2 separate regions of the Homo sapiens genome follow, and region 1 is linked to region 2. Evidence: chromatin contacts called from ENCODE Hi-C or POLR2A ChIA-PET data. All regions are on one chromosome and are shown on one strand. The core of a region is the stretch at or near the end of the contact, and the rest is flanking DNA. Distances in the headings are between cores, read along the strand shown.

Region 1 (7,165 bases), core at 1,696-4,195, 300 kb before region 2:
TGATTTTGGACAAGTCATTTAGCCTCAGTTCCTTCATCTGTAAAATGGAGATAATGATAGTGCCTACTCCATAAGATTATATGCGAAATAAACTCTACTAGTGTTGGCTATCATTATCCACCTCCACATGTTGCTGGTTGTCATGATATTTCATTGATATCTTTTTTTTCTTTTTTTGAGATAGAGTCTGTCTCTGTCACCCAGGCTGGAGTGCAGTGGCACGGTCTTGGCTCACTGCAACCTCCACCTCCTGGGTTCAAGCAGTTCTTCTGCCTCAGCCTCCCAAGTAGCTGGGATTACAGGCATGTGCCACCACGCCCGGCTAATTTTTGTATTTTTAGTAGAGACAGGGTTTCACCGTGTTGGCCAGGCTGGTCTGGAACTCCTGACCTCAGGTGATCCACCCGCCTAGGCCTCCCAAAGTGCTGGGATTATAGGCGTGAGCCACTGCGCCCGGCCTTCCATTGATATCTTGAATTCCATGTCGAGACTGAATGATCACTTTTTTATTAGGGGTATTGTGGACGTGATCAATGAATTTGGTATAAACTAGACTGTGTGACCTCGAGTCCCTTCAACTCAAGTGTTTCAAGGTAATCTGAGTTCCAGGATCAACTGACACTGAAATAGTGATCCTAGGAGTACTGATTCATAATGAGCAGATAACATGGCAATGCCAATTACAATAGACGATTTCTAAAGTTAGAAACTTTACTTAGAAATTTTATGTTGAGTCCCACACTGTAGCTCAAATAAATGCTAATGTTAACAGGAGGTTTGTAAAGGGTTCAACAATTCAAAAAGTGACACACACCTAGAATCATCAGGCACATTCCTTAAGTTGTGAGGCACTCGGTACATAGATTGAATGTCTTGGGTGTGACTCCATAGGCAAAAATGTCAGGGACTATTTTTTTTTTTGAGATAGAGTCTCGTTCTGTCACCCAGGCTGGAGTGCAGTGGCGCGATCTCCACTCACTGCAACCTCCACCTTCTGGGTTCAAGCAATTCTCCTGCCTCAGTCTCCTGAGTAGCTGGGATTACAGGTGTGCACCACCACGCCCGGCTAATTTTTGTATTTTTAGTAGAGACAGGGTTTCACTATGTTGGCCAGGCTGGTCTCAAACTCCTGACCTCAGGTGATTCACCCACCTCGGCCTCCCAAAGTGCTGGGATTACAAGCGTGAGCCGCCTGGCATCAGGGAGTAGTTTGCTGAACAGAAACCTTTTGGCTAAGGTTTATTGTTTATTTTGTCAGTTTGGCAGATCAGCAAGTGAGTAAGGTAGATAAACAATGTCATTGCAGAAAAATTTTAGGCAGTCAAGTGCTTTATTTGCCAAAAAGATTCAACCACCTGATGGAAATGAAAAACAGGATGATACGATGGCTTCTTCCTTCACTTTCTCACTTTCCTTGGATTATGAAATGCCAGTAATTGAGAAAGCGGAATGAACAGTCATTAGAGATGGAAGAAAACCCTAGAGAGAAGTTGGAAGTAGTTGGGTGGGATAAAGACTTTCTGATAACTTCAAGCAGATCTAGAAATTGGCATTGGATTGTTAGAGAAAAATTGAAAATGTAAAATGTTAGTTGCATGAGTGGGCAACAGATACTCTCCATTAGCAGTGTTCAATTACGTGTCACCAATGTGCAATAGTCTGAGACAGGCAGGGTCTTGCTCTGTCACCCAGGCACTGTCAGAGCTCACTGCAGCCTCAACCTCCTGGCCTCAAGCCATCCTCCCACTTCAGCCTCCCCAGTAGCTAAGACTCAGGTGCACACTACCACGCCCAGCTAATTTTTTAATTTTGTAAATTTCTTATTTATTATTATTTCCTGTTTTTTTGGGGGGGGTAGAGATAGGATCTCACTATGTTGCCCAGGCTAGCCTTGAACTCCTGGCCTCAAGTGATCCTCCTGCCTCAGCCTCCCAAAGTGTTGGGATTACTTACAGGCATGAGCCACTGAGCCTGGCCAAGTTCTGTTTATTTAGATAATATTTGCTTGTAGTATGGACCCCACCCAGCTCACAAGCTTGGGGTGAGGGACCTGGGGGTTAAATGACGGCAAATGTAAGCCAACCTAAAGGTTATATGTATGTTGATTCTTCAGATGTGGCCGAGATCAGGCAAGGCAGCTCACAGGGAGAGTAAAGGGTACTATTTTATACACTAGGTACTTGGTAACCAGTCTGAATTGTGGGCCAGTCCTAGGGACATGGGGCAAAAGTAAAGAAAGGAAAGGAAAAAAGACTAGAGGGAAATGTAGGATACACTCACGTGGATGGAAGATTGAGTCCAGGGAAACTGAGTAAGATGCCAAATGCTCACGATAAAAGGATGACGTTTCCATGGGATCCTGTAGGCATCACCGAGAGGGTACTGTTGGGAGAACACTTAGGAACCCAGATCACCTAACATGGAGTGAGTGGGGCTCAGATCTGAGCAGAAACCCAACAAGGACTTCCCAACTCCAAGTAAAGCTAAATTTAGACAATCCTTTTATGTTGCTGGTCCCTCTTGCAACACAGTCTCCTCCGGCCAGGCTGCCTTCTCCTTCTTTATATGCACCAGCCTTCTTCCACCTCAGGGCTTTGAACTCCTTTATCCCAGCTCTGCCTTGCCCTTGGCCGGGGAAGTCTCTAGCCCTAGGTGCTTCACCTTCAGCTAACCCTATTGTGTGCAATCCCGACCTCCTGGCTCTCTCTAAAGTCAGTTACACACGCCAGTGAGCTCTGAGGGTTCAGCCAAGATTGAATACACTCTGTTAAAGAAGGGGAATTGGGGGAAAAGCCAGATTTTAAAAGCATGATTTATTTCTTACTTGTTTATGTATTTTTGAATAGGCCACACCTGGTGTGTGACTGCCCCAGTCATTAGGGGATTTTTTTTTTTCTTCCCTGGAGGCAACCACCATAACTGGTTTCTTGTGAATTCTTCCAGAGAGCTATCAAGCATTTATGAGTAAATTCCCCCCTCCCTTACAAATGTTAGCATACTAGTCACACTTTTTGGTACCTTTTACCACTTATAATATCTTGGTGGGGGTTTCTTTTCCTTAGCCGCCTCATTCTTCTTAATGTAACTATTAATCCTTCTTCTGTTTTTTGTTTTTGTTTTTTGACAGGGTCTTGCTTTGTTGCCCAGGCTAGTCTCAAACTCCTGGCCTCAAGCAGTCCTCCTGCCTCAGCCTCCTGAAGTGCTGGGATTACACTGGGCAACACGGCCAACCCCTGTCTCTATCAAAACAAAAACAAAAATTAGTTGGGCGTGCTAACGCACACCTGTAGTCCTAGGTACTTGGGAGGGTGAGGTGGGATGATCACCCGAGCCTGAGGAGATCAAGGCGGCAGTGAGCGGTGATTGAGCCACTGCACACCAGCATACTGCACACCAGGCCACAGAGTGAAACCCTGTCTCAAAAAAAAAAAGAGCGAGTGTTGGTATTTGTGTGAAATTTTTATTGAGGATATTAAGACAAAGTGTTGATGTTCTATACTTTGAACCCAAAGCTTTGTAACTCATTTTCTACTTGTAACTATGTAAAATATGCCTGCTTAGTATACCAAACAGTATTCTTAACTGTATTCTTAAGGTCGGGCACGGTGGCTTACCCCTGTAATCCCAGCACTTCGGAAGGCCGAGGTGGGTGGATCACCTGAGGTCAGGAGTTCAAGACCAGCCTGGCCAACATGGTGAAACCCTATCTCTACTAAAAATACAAAAAAATTAACCGGGCATCTTGGCGCGTGCCTGTAATCCCAGCTACTCAGGAGGCTGAGGCAGGAGAATTGCTTGAACCCAGGAGGCAGACATTGCAGTGAGCTGAGATCGCGCCACTACACTCCAGCCTGGTGATAGAGTGAGACTCCGTCTCAAAAAAAAAAAAAAGTTAATTTTATGTTAGATGAATTTCACCTCAAATTAAAAAGAAGAGAAAGAGGCTGGGTGCAATGGCTCACGCCTGTAATCCTAGCACTTTGGGAGGCTGAGGCGGGTGGATCACTTGAGCCCAGGAGTTTGAGACCAGCCTGGCCAACATGGTGAGACCTTGTCTCTACAAAAATACAAGTTAGCCAGGCATGGTAGCCTGCACCTGTGGTCCCAGCTACTTGGGAGGCTTAGGTGGGAGGATCACCTGAGCCCAGGAGGTCAAGGCTGTAGTGAGCCAAGATAGCACCACTACACTCCAGCCTGGGCAACAGAGCAAGACCTTGTTTCAGGAAAAAACAACAGGTTAGTACTGGGCATCTTAGCTATCTCTTAGACGACAAAGGGCTAATTTGGGATGGACACTCCTTGGTGTTTGGAAATTTAAAAGCCAATGCAAATGCTGTATAAAACAATTGATCTTTAACGGTTCAGCGGGATCTATAAATTTTCTCCTGAGTAATGAAAGATTGCTGTGTTTTTTTTTGAAGTCTCCTTAATGATTGTCTGTGTACTTACTCCCTGTTGCAAAACAGGTAATGAGAGTATATTAGGTGCTATTTTAAAATACACCCACAACATTAAACTAAATTCAAATAATTAATTGGAAATTGTTATTTCTGCAAAGTAATTTCCACCAAATCAGTCATTAAGCTATCTACTAAAACCAGTATTTAGTGGCTTTTAGTCAAGTTGGCTAATGGTAGACTTCTCATGGCACGTGGGAGAAGTAAGCTGAAGTAGCAGAAAATGGTATTTGCAGTGAGTGTTCAAGGCGAACTTTTAAAAATACTTTACAGTAATTACAGCATGTGGCTGAAAATAACTATTTGGTTCTTTTTTTAAACCACTATAGTTAGATGGACTATAAACATCATTCAGTTTCCCTGTGTTGTGATTCATTTCCACAAACATGTATTGTGCCAGGCACTGATTTAGGTGCCACAAAAAATAGATAAGAAATGGCTTGACAACTGTCCTTAAGTTTAATAGGCATGAGATTTCTAGATACTGCTCTACTAATGTGTCATTGCCTACAACTCACCTGTTCTGAATGACCACTTTTTTTGTTATCCTATATCAGAAGTACTTGGAAAAAAATAACCAGCAATTTGACGTTTTGGAGAAATGTTTTATTCTCTTCTGTTTTTCACCAACCAAGCAAGCAGCAGTGATGTTTTGTTTTTTTAAAAATCAGAGGCAGGGATCTGAGTATTTCATAGGGATTTCAGTTCGTTTCAGTGATAGAGGATGTTGGCACTAAGTCTAAGTACCACAACCTAACGGGGCCATCTCATTTTACATTCCCCGTTGTTCCTGCAATGGGAACGAAGGCCTGAAAGCTGCCTGCCACATGAGAAAAATGGCAGCTTTTCAAAGTTCTCGAATGTTAACCTCCCTTGAATCTGTTAAGGCATTCAGAGCACAGTGCAAGAAACTTAAGGTTTGAATTGGACTGTGTCTCCGCTGAGTTGGCGTAGCATATTAATTTTCTATTTCTATTGGTAACTTTTGTTGTTGCTAAATTCTTAGTACCTTTTGGTTTTATGTTGATGCGAAGTAGTTTAAGTGTTACAGAAACAGTGGCTTTAAAGTTATGGTATTGCTTTTCTCAAATAGGCAGCACTTAGTAAAACAAAAAGAAAAAAAATTGCCTAATAAGCTGGGCACGCTGGCTCACTCCTGTAATCCCAGCACTTTAGGAGGCCAAGGCGGGTGGATCACTTGAGACCAGGAGTTCGAGACCAGCCTGACCAACATGGTGAAACCCTGTCTCTACTAAAAATACAAAAATTAGCCGGGCGTGGTGGCGGGCGCCTGTAATCCCAGCTACTTGGGAGGCTGAGGCAACAAGAATCACTTGAAACCTGGAGGCAGAGGTAAGCAGTGAGCCAAGGTCGCGCTACAGCACTCCAGCCTGGGCTACAAAGCTAGACTCCATCTCAAAAGAAACGAAAAAGAAAAGTCAAAAGACCATTCTGGAGTCCTCTGATGAAATGAGATCTATGTCGTTGGTATGAAAATGAACATCATTCACATTGTTTCCTAGGCAGAGTCACTGCTTTTGATGCTATTTGTATCATGGTAGCGTTTTGACAGCCAACAGGAATTTCCTTCTTAGTATTCACATTGAGAAATGTGATTAAACATCATTCTGTTGCCTAAAAGGCAAATCAGCAGCTAGAACAGCTTTAAAAGGGACCATGGCAGCCACTCTCAAGTTCTGTAGCCTTTTTTGTTTTGTTTTGTTTTTAATCTAATGAGGTCCTGTGAAAATAGCCCAGTGTTTGCATAGATAAAATAAGCATTGTGGGCCGGGCGCGGTGGCTCACGCCTGTAATCCCAGCACTTTGGGAGGCACTCCAACCTGGGTGATGAAGCGAGACTCCGTTTCAAAAAAATGAAAATAAAAAATAATAAATAAGTAAATAAAATAAGCATTATGCATTTGACCACTTGAAAAAAATGAGGTTTCTCTCTGGCTAGCCATTACTCCAAAGATCAAAACAAACAACAAAACAAGCAAGAGTGGTTATCATTTATTTCTTTCCAGTTAACTATTGCCAAATTTGAATTTATATGGCAGATTTTGGTTCCAGATGGAGCAGTCATGATGATCTGCTTTTGGAAGTTCACTCATTGATTTTTGTAAACTTCAGCAAGTTACAAAATTGATATTCCAAAATATTTTCTTAAATCACTCCAAAGTTGTATCTTTCATCTGACATCACTATTGAACCTATAAAGACTTTTTATGAAACCTATGCAATCTAATTGTTAGTTTAATCCAAAAAAAATCATTTGGCTGGCTTATGATCATTTTTATCTGGGGGAGAAATATAACAATTTGATCTTTTTTTTTTTTTTTTTGAGACAGAGTCTTGCTGTGTCGCTAGGCTGGAGTGCAGTGGCGCGATCTCGGCTCACTGCAACCTCCGTCTCCTGGAAGTCTAACTCTCATCCAGGCGGGAGTGGAGTGCCTTGACGCAGTCTTGGCTGACTGCAACCTCTGCCTCCCAGACTCAAGCGATCCTCCCACCTCGGCCTCCTGAGTAGCTGGGACCACAGATGCAGGCCACCATGCCCGGCTAATTTTTTTGTATTTTTGGTAGAGACAGGGTTTCACCATATTGCCCAAGCTGGTCTTGAACTTATGAGCTCAGGCGATCCACTTGCCTCGGCTTCCCAAAGTGCTGGGATTACAGGCGTGAGTCTCTGTGCCCAGCCCTAATCA
Region 2 (7,464 bases), core at 4,286-6,785:
AGGAAGCCGTCCAGCCACCGAAGGAAGAAGTCACACAGCGACCGGGCGGTCACTCTTCCCCAGGTGTGTTTGCACATCTGAAGGGGCCACGTTCTGTGGTGGAAATCCGGATGGAGTATGGGGAAGAGTATTCAGGGGTGTATTGGGGGCAGGTGGGAGATGGTCCTCACTTTATTCACAAGTGTAGCTGCTGTACCTTCTAACTAAAGTGGGGGCCAGGCACAGTGGCTCACGCCTGTAATCCTAGTACTTTTGGAGGCTGAGGTGGGTGGATCACCTGAGGTCAGGAGTTCAAGACCAGCCTGGCCAACATGGCGAAACCCCATCTCTACTAAAAATACAAAAAATTAGCTGGGCGTAGCAGCGGACGCCTGTAATCCCAGCTACTTGGGAGGCTGAGGCAGGAGAATTGCTTGAACCCCTGGAGGCGGAGGTTGCAGTGAGCTGAGATCGTGCTGCTGCACTCTAGCCTGTGCGACAGAGCAACACTCCGTCTCAAAAAAATAGAATAGATAGATAAAGAAAGAAAGAAAGAAAGAAAGAAAGAAAGAAAAAGAAAGTAGGTTGTCCCCGTGCAGACTACTCATGTGTGGAGCCCCATGGCTGGCACTTTAGGGGCATGGTGACCCTGCATGGGCAGGGCGGGATACTGGAGAACTGGCCCAGCTCATTGACTCCATCGAGATTCCTTGCTGTGCCATCTGCCACCCCGCCACCCCAAGGGCCAGGGTTCCCACCACCATTGCCCAGGGCTGACCGTCTTTGTGCCCTCTGGGATGGGGGAGTGTTGTCCTACCTCCCGGGGGCTGGACTGGGGTGACTTTGAGCAGAAAGGCTCTCCTGACTTCCCTGGTGGGCGTGGGGACAGGTAGAGGGACTGGCCTCAGACCATCCCTCACCCCTGTTTTCTGCAGATCCCTCGTAAGTGGTGTCACTGGCTGGTGGCACCCTCAGTTACTGGCTGCAAATGGGTGGGTTGAGGGACTTGAGTCTTCTGCTGGCCTCAGCTGTCCTGGGAGCCTGGCCGGGACCTACAGTCTGCACCTGTTTTCTGGGCCATTTCCTCAGCCCCTTCATGGTTAAATGGCCGGAGAGATCCCACGCCTTCTGTGTGCCCAGAAGCAAGGGACTGAATGTCCTTCCATCTGTCCCACACACCCTCTGGCCAGTCTAGGAATCCATGATCACCCATCCTGCCCCGCAATAGGATGGGGAGACGATCCCTGCCCAGGTTCACACAGCAAGGCTCTGCCCAAACATCTGGGTGTCCCCTTGGGACTCAAGATGGGAGATGGGGTCTAGGGTGGGTTTCTGTCCTCCTCTCCCACCCCCCCAGCCCCCATTTCTGGGGGCCCTGCAGGGTGACAGAGGACTTCATTCCCGGGAACAGTACAGATATGAGGGCAGTGGGCCTCCCATGGCTGCTGGTCTGAGCCAGGCCGAGGCGGTCTCCATGCCTGCTGCAGGCCAGAAAAGGGCCCAGGAAGGCCATCCAGCCCTGTGGGGTCCCAGCTCTCATCTCAGCCACCAACATTGTTTGCGGCCCTTACCCACCTTCCTGCAACCTTTTGGGGCTTAAAAAAATGGTTTTATTTCTTAAAGACAAAAGCTTTTTGGTTTTAATACACAAACTAAATGAGGTCCTTGGCAGGCTCTTCCACCTTCCGGCCCAACCCCTCCAAGGGTTGTGGGCTGCAGTCTCTGGTGGCCAAGGACAGAAGAGCTGGGCCCGGCTGCAGGGGCCTCAACAGCCTCGTGGGCTCGGGAGTCCAGGCTGGACAGACGGGCCAGGAGAGCTCATCCAGGAGAAGGTCACTTCCTGGGCGTCTGCCCCCTTTTCTATTGCTGTCCACCCAGGGAGGCGTCTGGGTCCTGGTGGGACTGGACTTCAGTTCACCGTAGGCACCTGGCTGTGGTGCAGGCTGAACTCCTTGGCCTTGAGACGGAGGCTGGCGATGCTGTTGGCCATGTTGACCCCTGGGGTTGCGGGGCCTGAGCTCCCAGGGCTGTAGGGTGGCACTGTGCTGGGGGCGACATGAGACACAGGTCACATGGGTGCGGTTGGCTTCTGGGTATCAGTGCTCGACCCCAGCCTCTGGTCCTGCCACCCCCCTCCTTAGCTTGCTCTCCTGGGCAGCCTTCACCCAGGACTGGGGGTGATTTGGAGCTGTAGGGTTTGGGCAGGAGTCAGAAGTCCCCCCAGCTCAGTGCTGGGACACAGGAGCCTCCATATGAGCCATGAGCTTCCTGACAGCAGGGCCTGGGTTGGTCCATGCCCCCCTCCATGCGTACCCTGGGCCTGGCTCTCAGCAGGATGGAGGCAGAATGAACAGGCACCTGGATTTAAGGATGCCCCTTGGGGCCAAGCGTGGTGGCTCACGCCTGTAATCCCAACACTTTGGGAGGCCGAAGTGGACGGATCACCTGAGATCAGGAGTTCGAGACCAGCCTGGCCAACATGTTGAAACCCTGTCTCTACTAAAAATACAAACAATTAGCTTGGCGTGGTGACGGGCGTTTGTAATCCCAGCTACCCAAGAGGCTGAGGCAGGAGAATTGCTTGAGCCTGGGAGGCGGAGGTTGCAGTGAGCCGAGATTGCACCACTGCACTCCAGCCTGGGTGACAGAGCGAGACTCTGTCTCAAAAATAAATACATAAATAAATAAGGATGCCCCTTGGTTTTCCTGCCCCCTGTAACGATGAATAGGGAGGGAAGTTAGGAGGGCGGTGAGGACTAAGAACCCTCAAGCGGACCCACGAAATCCCTGTCCCCCCACATGACCATGGCTCCAGCAGAGCCACCCTCACAGCCCAAGGAGCAGACGGCGCCTCTGGAGCTGTGGGGTATGGTGGCCCGACTCTCGAGCACCTCCTGCCGACCATGTCAGAGTCTTTCCAGCTTTGATCCAGACAAAACTGCCCCAGAACTTGGCTCTGGGCCCCAGCCATGCCCGCAGGCCAGGGAGACCATTTCCTCAGCCCTCCCAGCGTCAGTTTCTCGTCTGGAGGGTGGACACAGGGCGCTGGGGCCCCCGTGACAGCCTAGGAATCTTCCTGCAGGTTTTCTACTCCCTCAGGGTGATGCCTGTACTTTGCTCCCCCTCCAGATAGGCCTGTTTTCTCCCGGCTCCAGGTGTTCACGCACACACTCACACCCCTGTGGACACGCATGCTTGCACGCTCCTTTGCATACGCAGGCATGTGCATGCACACTCACAGTCATGTGTGCCCACATGTACGTTGACACACACACACATGCCAACTCTTACAACATGCACGTGCAGGTGCTCGTGAACACCCACTCACAGGCACACTCGCCACACATCACTTGGTGTACCCCAGATCCCAGGGGCGCGTGGACACCATTCAAGCTCTCTCCAGACCCTCAGAGGAGTCCAGGCCGGAAAAGCCCTCTGGGATTCCTCGAGCTGCCCCTTCCTGGCCCAAAGGTGTTCCCGCTCTCACCTGTAGGGGGACGAGGCTGTCCAGGAGAGATAATCTGGACTCAGGGCGGTGGGCCGGGGAGCCACGGGCTGCTCGATGGCGGCCTCCTGGCTGTAGGACTTGAGCAGCGAGGCAGAGCGGCTGGCCAGCATGGCCCTTTCATTCCTGCGGAACTTGGCGCGGCGGTTCTGAAACCAGACCTGTGGGTGGGAGGGTGAGCAGGGTGCAGCATGGGCAGGGGGGACCCAAGTCCTTCTGGACCTGGGTGTGTGCCTGCTCTGTCACCAGCCCAGGGCTGGCAGCGTCACCTCTCTGACCCTCAGTTTTTTCATCTGTAGAATGGGGATGACAAATGACGCCTGCTGCTGGGTATGTGTTGGAGATTGAGAACACCAATGAATGGAGAATGAATGGAGAATGTGTTGGAGAATGAGAACGAATGGAGAGGCACTCGGCCACTGGGAGCGAGGTGCTTGCTGAGCACTCGCGGGGAAAGGCGCTTGCTGAGCACTCGGGGGGAGAGGCGCTTGCTGAGCACTCGGGGGGAGAGGCTCTTGCTGAGCACTCGCGGGGAGAGGGGCTTGCTGAGCACTCGCGGGGAGAGGCGCTTGCTGAGGACTCGCGGGGAGAGGCGCTTGCTGAGGACTCGCGGGGAGAGGCGCTTGCTGAGCACTCGGCTCAGTGCTGGCACAGAGTTAAGAACTTGAAACTGGAAAAGGACTTCTTTATCAGAACCCTTGGTGCCAGGCATTGTTCTAAGCGCTTTACGAAAATTTATTTTTATTTGTTTGTTTGTTTGTTTATTTATTGAGACAGGGTCTCACTCTGTCACCCAGGCTGGAGTGCAGTGGCGCAATCTCAGCTTACTGCAACCTCTACCTCCCGAGTTCAAGCGATTCTCCTGCCTCAGCCACCCAAGCAGCTGGGATTACAGGCGCGCGCCAGCACGCCCGGATAATTTTTGTACTTTTAGTAAAGATGGGGTTTCATTATGTTGGCCAGGCTGGTCTCAAATTCCTAGCCTCAAGTGATCCACCCACCTCGGCCTCTCAAAGTGCTGGGATTATAGGCATAAGCCACTGTGCCTGGCCGCTTTATGAAAATTTTAACTCTAATCCTCGAAGGACCCCTATAGCAAAGACCTACGTGATCCTCATTTTCCAGGTAGGCAGGTGCCTGCAGCACAGACAGCTTAAGTCACTTGCTCAAGGGCACACAGCCAGTAAGTGGCAGGGCTGGGATCTGAACCCCCGTCCTCCTGGCCTCAGATGCTCCTGCTCAAACACCCCTCCTGGGCAACTGTGTAATCCCGGGTGAACAGTGGCTGTGCGCTCCCACGCGCACGCTCCCACGGGAGGCCCGGGACTGAGCGCTCACCTGAACGCGCGCCTCGCTGAGGTTGACGCGCCGGGCAAGCTCCTCGCGCACAAAGGCGTCGGGGTAGTGCGTGCGCTCGAACACGCGCTCCAGCGCCTGCAGTTGGCTGCTGTTGAACGTGGTGCGGTTCCGCCGCTGCTTCTTCTTCCGCTTGGCGGCGCTACCGCGCCCCGGGCTGGGACACTCACCTGCGGAGGTTGGGGGGGCGGGATGGTCAGCAGGACGGCCAGTGGCTACAGTCACAGTTCAGCCCCCAACTCTGCAGTTTGCTCTGAGTGCTTTAGTGCCGCCGCCAGGAATGCGTCCCTTTAATTCACTCCCTCATTCCTTCCTTCTGGCATCCACCCATCCATTCACTCTTCAACACGTATTTACTGAGCACCTGTGTGGCAGGCCCAGTGCTAGACTCCGGGGAGATAACGGAGAACAAAAGCAGCCACACCCCTGCCCTGTGGAAACCCCAGTCTGAGCCAACTGAGATGGGACCACGGCAAGAGCCCTGGGGACAGGTGTCCCTTCCACCAGGGACAAGTGACCTGCTCAAGGAGGGCTCAGGAGACACCTGAGTGTCCCCAGCACCCGGCCCAGGCTGTGGGGCATGGCACATTCTGCATGGACACCTGTTGCTGACATGTAATAATAATAATAATTAATATGTCATAAAGAGCAGTGGGAGTCAAGGCTCAGGACCCACAGATTCTAGGAAGCTCCCAGGAGCCCTAAAGACAGATGTCGTGATCCTCATCATTCCTAAGGAGGAAGAGTCAGAGAGGCTATGGTCTCGGGCCCAAGTTCAAGGTCCCAGTGGAGTCATTGTTGGTGGAAGGATCTGAACCCACCAATCGGGTACGAGAGTCCTCATCTTCTCCTTTTTAGCCAATCAGGCAGCTGTTGAGAGCAGCCTTCCTTTCCAGAGGGCCTACTAGGCCAGAGGCTGTACTGGGGGCCGGGGAGAGACCAACCAGAGGGATCCATCGGCAGGGGAGGCAGGCCCCGAATAAGCTTTGGTGGGGCCGTGGGGTGGGTCAGGGCAGGTGTGGGCCAGGGCACGGGAGGATGCTCAGCTCTGGTGGGGATGAGGAGCTGGCCGGGGAGGCCCCTCAGGAGAGGTGGAGCTTGCAAAGGGTTTGAAGGATCCCCAAGAGTTCTCCAATCAGTTAGAGAGTGAGGGAGGGTGTCCAGCCAAGGCCCAGCAGGGGCGGTGGAGGATCCCAGCAGGGGACCTGACCGAGGGTGGTGCTGGCCTGTGGTACAGAACTAGCAGCTCTGGTAAGGAGGGCCCAGCAGAACCCTGGGGAGGTCCTGGAGTGGCAACCTCTGGGCCCAGCCTGTACCTTGGGGGAGGGGGTGGGGGGGCGTCCAGCTACTATTTCCACATTTAAACCTTATCCAAGGGCACCTCTGACCCTTCATCCTCTAGGGCTCAGCCTATTGTCCACTCCTCCAGGGGGCCCTCCCTGATCACCTGAGTCCACATGGAACCAAACCCCCTTCCCTCCAGCACTTAGAATCAACTAATGCTGCCGGTTCAGCACTTCTTTTGTATCTGATTTTTTCTCATTAAAAATGTGTATTTTAATAACCAAGTAATCACACTGCTTGTCACAGTAACAGATTCAAACAACACAGATGGGTATAAAGTAAAACAAAATACTCTCCCCTCCCCTATCCCACTCCCCACATTTTCTTTCTTTTTTCTTTTTCTTTTTTTTTTTTTTTTTTTGAGGCGGAGTCTTGTTCTGTCCTCCAGGCTGGAGTACAGTGGCATGATCTTGGCTCACTGCAACCTCTGCCTCCCGGGTTCAAGTGATTCTCATGCCTCAGCCTCTCGAGTAGCTGGGATTACAGGCGCCCACCAACATGCCTTGCTAATTTTTGTATTTTTAGTAGAAACAGAGTTTCACCATGTTGGCCAGGCTGGTCTCGAACTCTTGGCCTCGAGCAATCTGCCCGCCTCGCCTCCCAAAGTGCTGGGATTACAGGTGTGAGCCACCATGCCCAGCCCCACTGCCCACATTTTCTAAGATTACAAATACAAGTTTAAAAAATGGCCAGGCGCGGTGGCTCACACCTGTAATCCCATCACTTCGGGACGCTGAGGCAGGTGGATTACTTGAGGCCAGGATTTTGACACCAGCCTGGGCAATATGGTGAAACCCCATCTCTACTAAAAACAAAACAAAACAAAGACAAAGACAAAAGAAATTAGCCAGGCATGGTCACAAGTGTCTGGAATCCCAGTTACTCCAGAGGCTGAGGCACAAGAATCGCTTAAACCCAGGAGGCTGAGGTTGCAGTGAGCCAAGATTATGCCACTGCACTCCAGCCTGGGTGACAGAGCAATACTCTGTCTCAAAAATAAATAAATAAATAAATAAAATTTAAAAATAAAATTAAAAATTGACAAGCACACACTGGGGCTTCAACTTACCTCTTTTTATTTAATAATATTCTGGATACCTTTCCATCTTAGTGAAACAAACCTAACCATCTTTATTGCGATTGTTTTTCCAAAATGTATTTTCCCTCTTGTTCCCTCTCCCCTACCTTCAGGAACCATTTTAAGAGTTAGTTCTTCCTTTATCCCTCCAGCATTGCTTTTTGCAAATATAACAAAATATGTGTAATATTTTCTCCCTTTC

Evidence for each region. A loop is a pair of places that touch in the nucleus more often than their neighbours do. ChIA-PET counts read pairs that join two places held with the same protein, here RNA polymerase II (POLR2A). Pooled maps may share reads with other maps.
Region 1: a map of ascending aorta shows a loop between it and region 2 (2.3-fold over the local background). The contact joins the enhancer-like site here to the promoter of PRRX2-AS1 in region 2. A Hi-C loop is called at or near these places in 1 of 168 maps with a recorded cell type or tissue (ascending aorta) and 1 of 50 pooled maps. POLR2A ChIA-PET finds 5 or more read pairs at or near these places in 1 of 52 experiments (activated T-cell).

Annotation. Positions count from the first base shown.
Region 1 is chr9:130,018,936-130,026,100 of GRCh38, reverse strand. All of the region lies in intron 1 of FNBP1 (formin binding protein 1), which reads left to right. Among named protein-coding and RNA genes, the nearest start is that of FNBP1, 21 kb to the left of the region's middle. RefSeq lists a silencer at 1,930-2,080 and an enhancer at 3,416-3,535. Within about 2 kb of position 2,945, at least 16 of the 41 ENCODE cell types and tissues checked have a DNase peak (open chromatin) inside an H3K27ac peak, as active enhancers do; they include ascending aorta, where a contact is called at or near this core.
Region 2 is chr9:129,716,777-129,724,240 of GRCh38, reverse strand. It overlaps PRRX2-AS1 (PRRX2 antisense RNA 1), which reads left to right and starts at 5,535. Exons shown (of 2, transcript NR_132102.1): 1 at 5,535-5,668. PRRX2 (paired related homeobox 2) reads right to left here. Exons shown (of 4, transcript NM_016307.4): 2 at 4,823-5,010; 3 at 3,467-3,645; 4 at 1,567-2,024. The coding sequence ends at 1,889.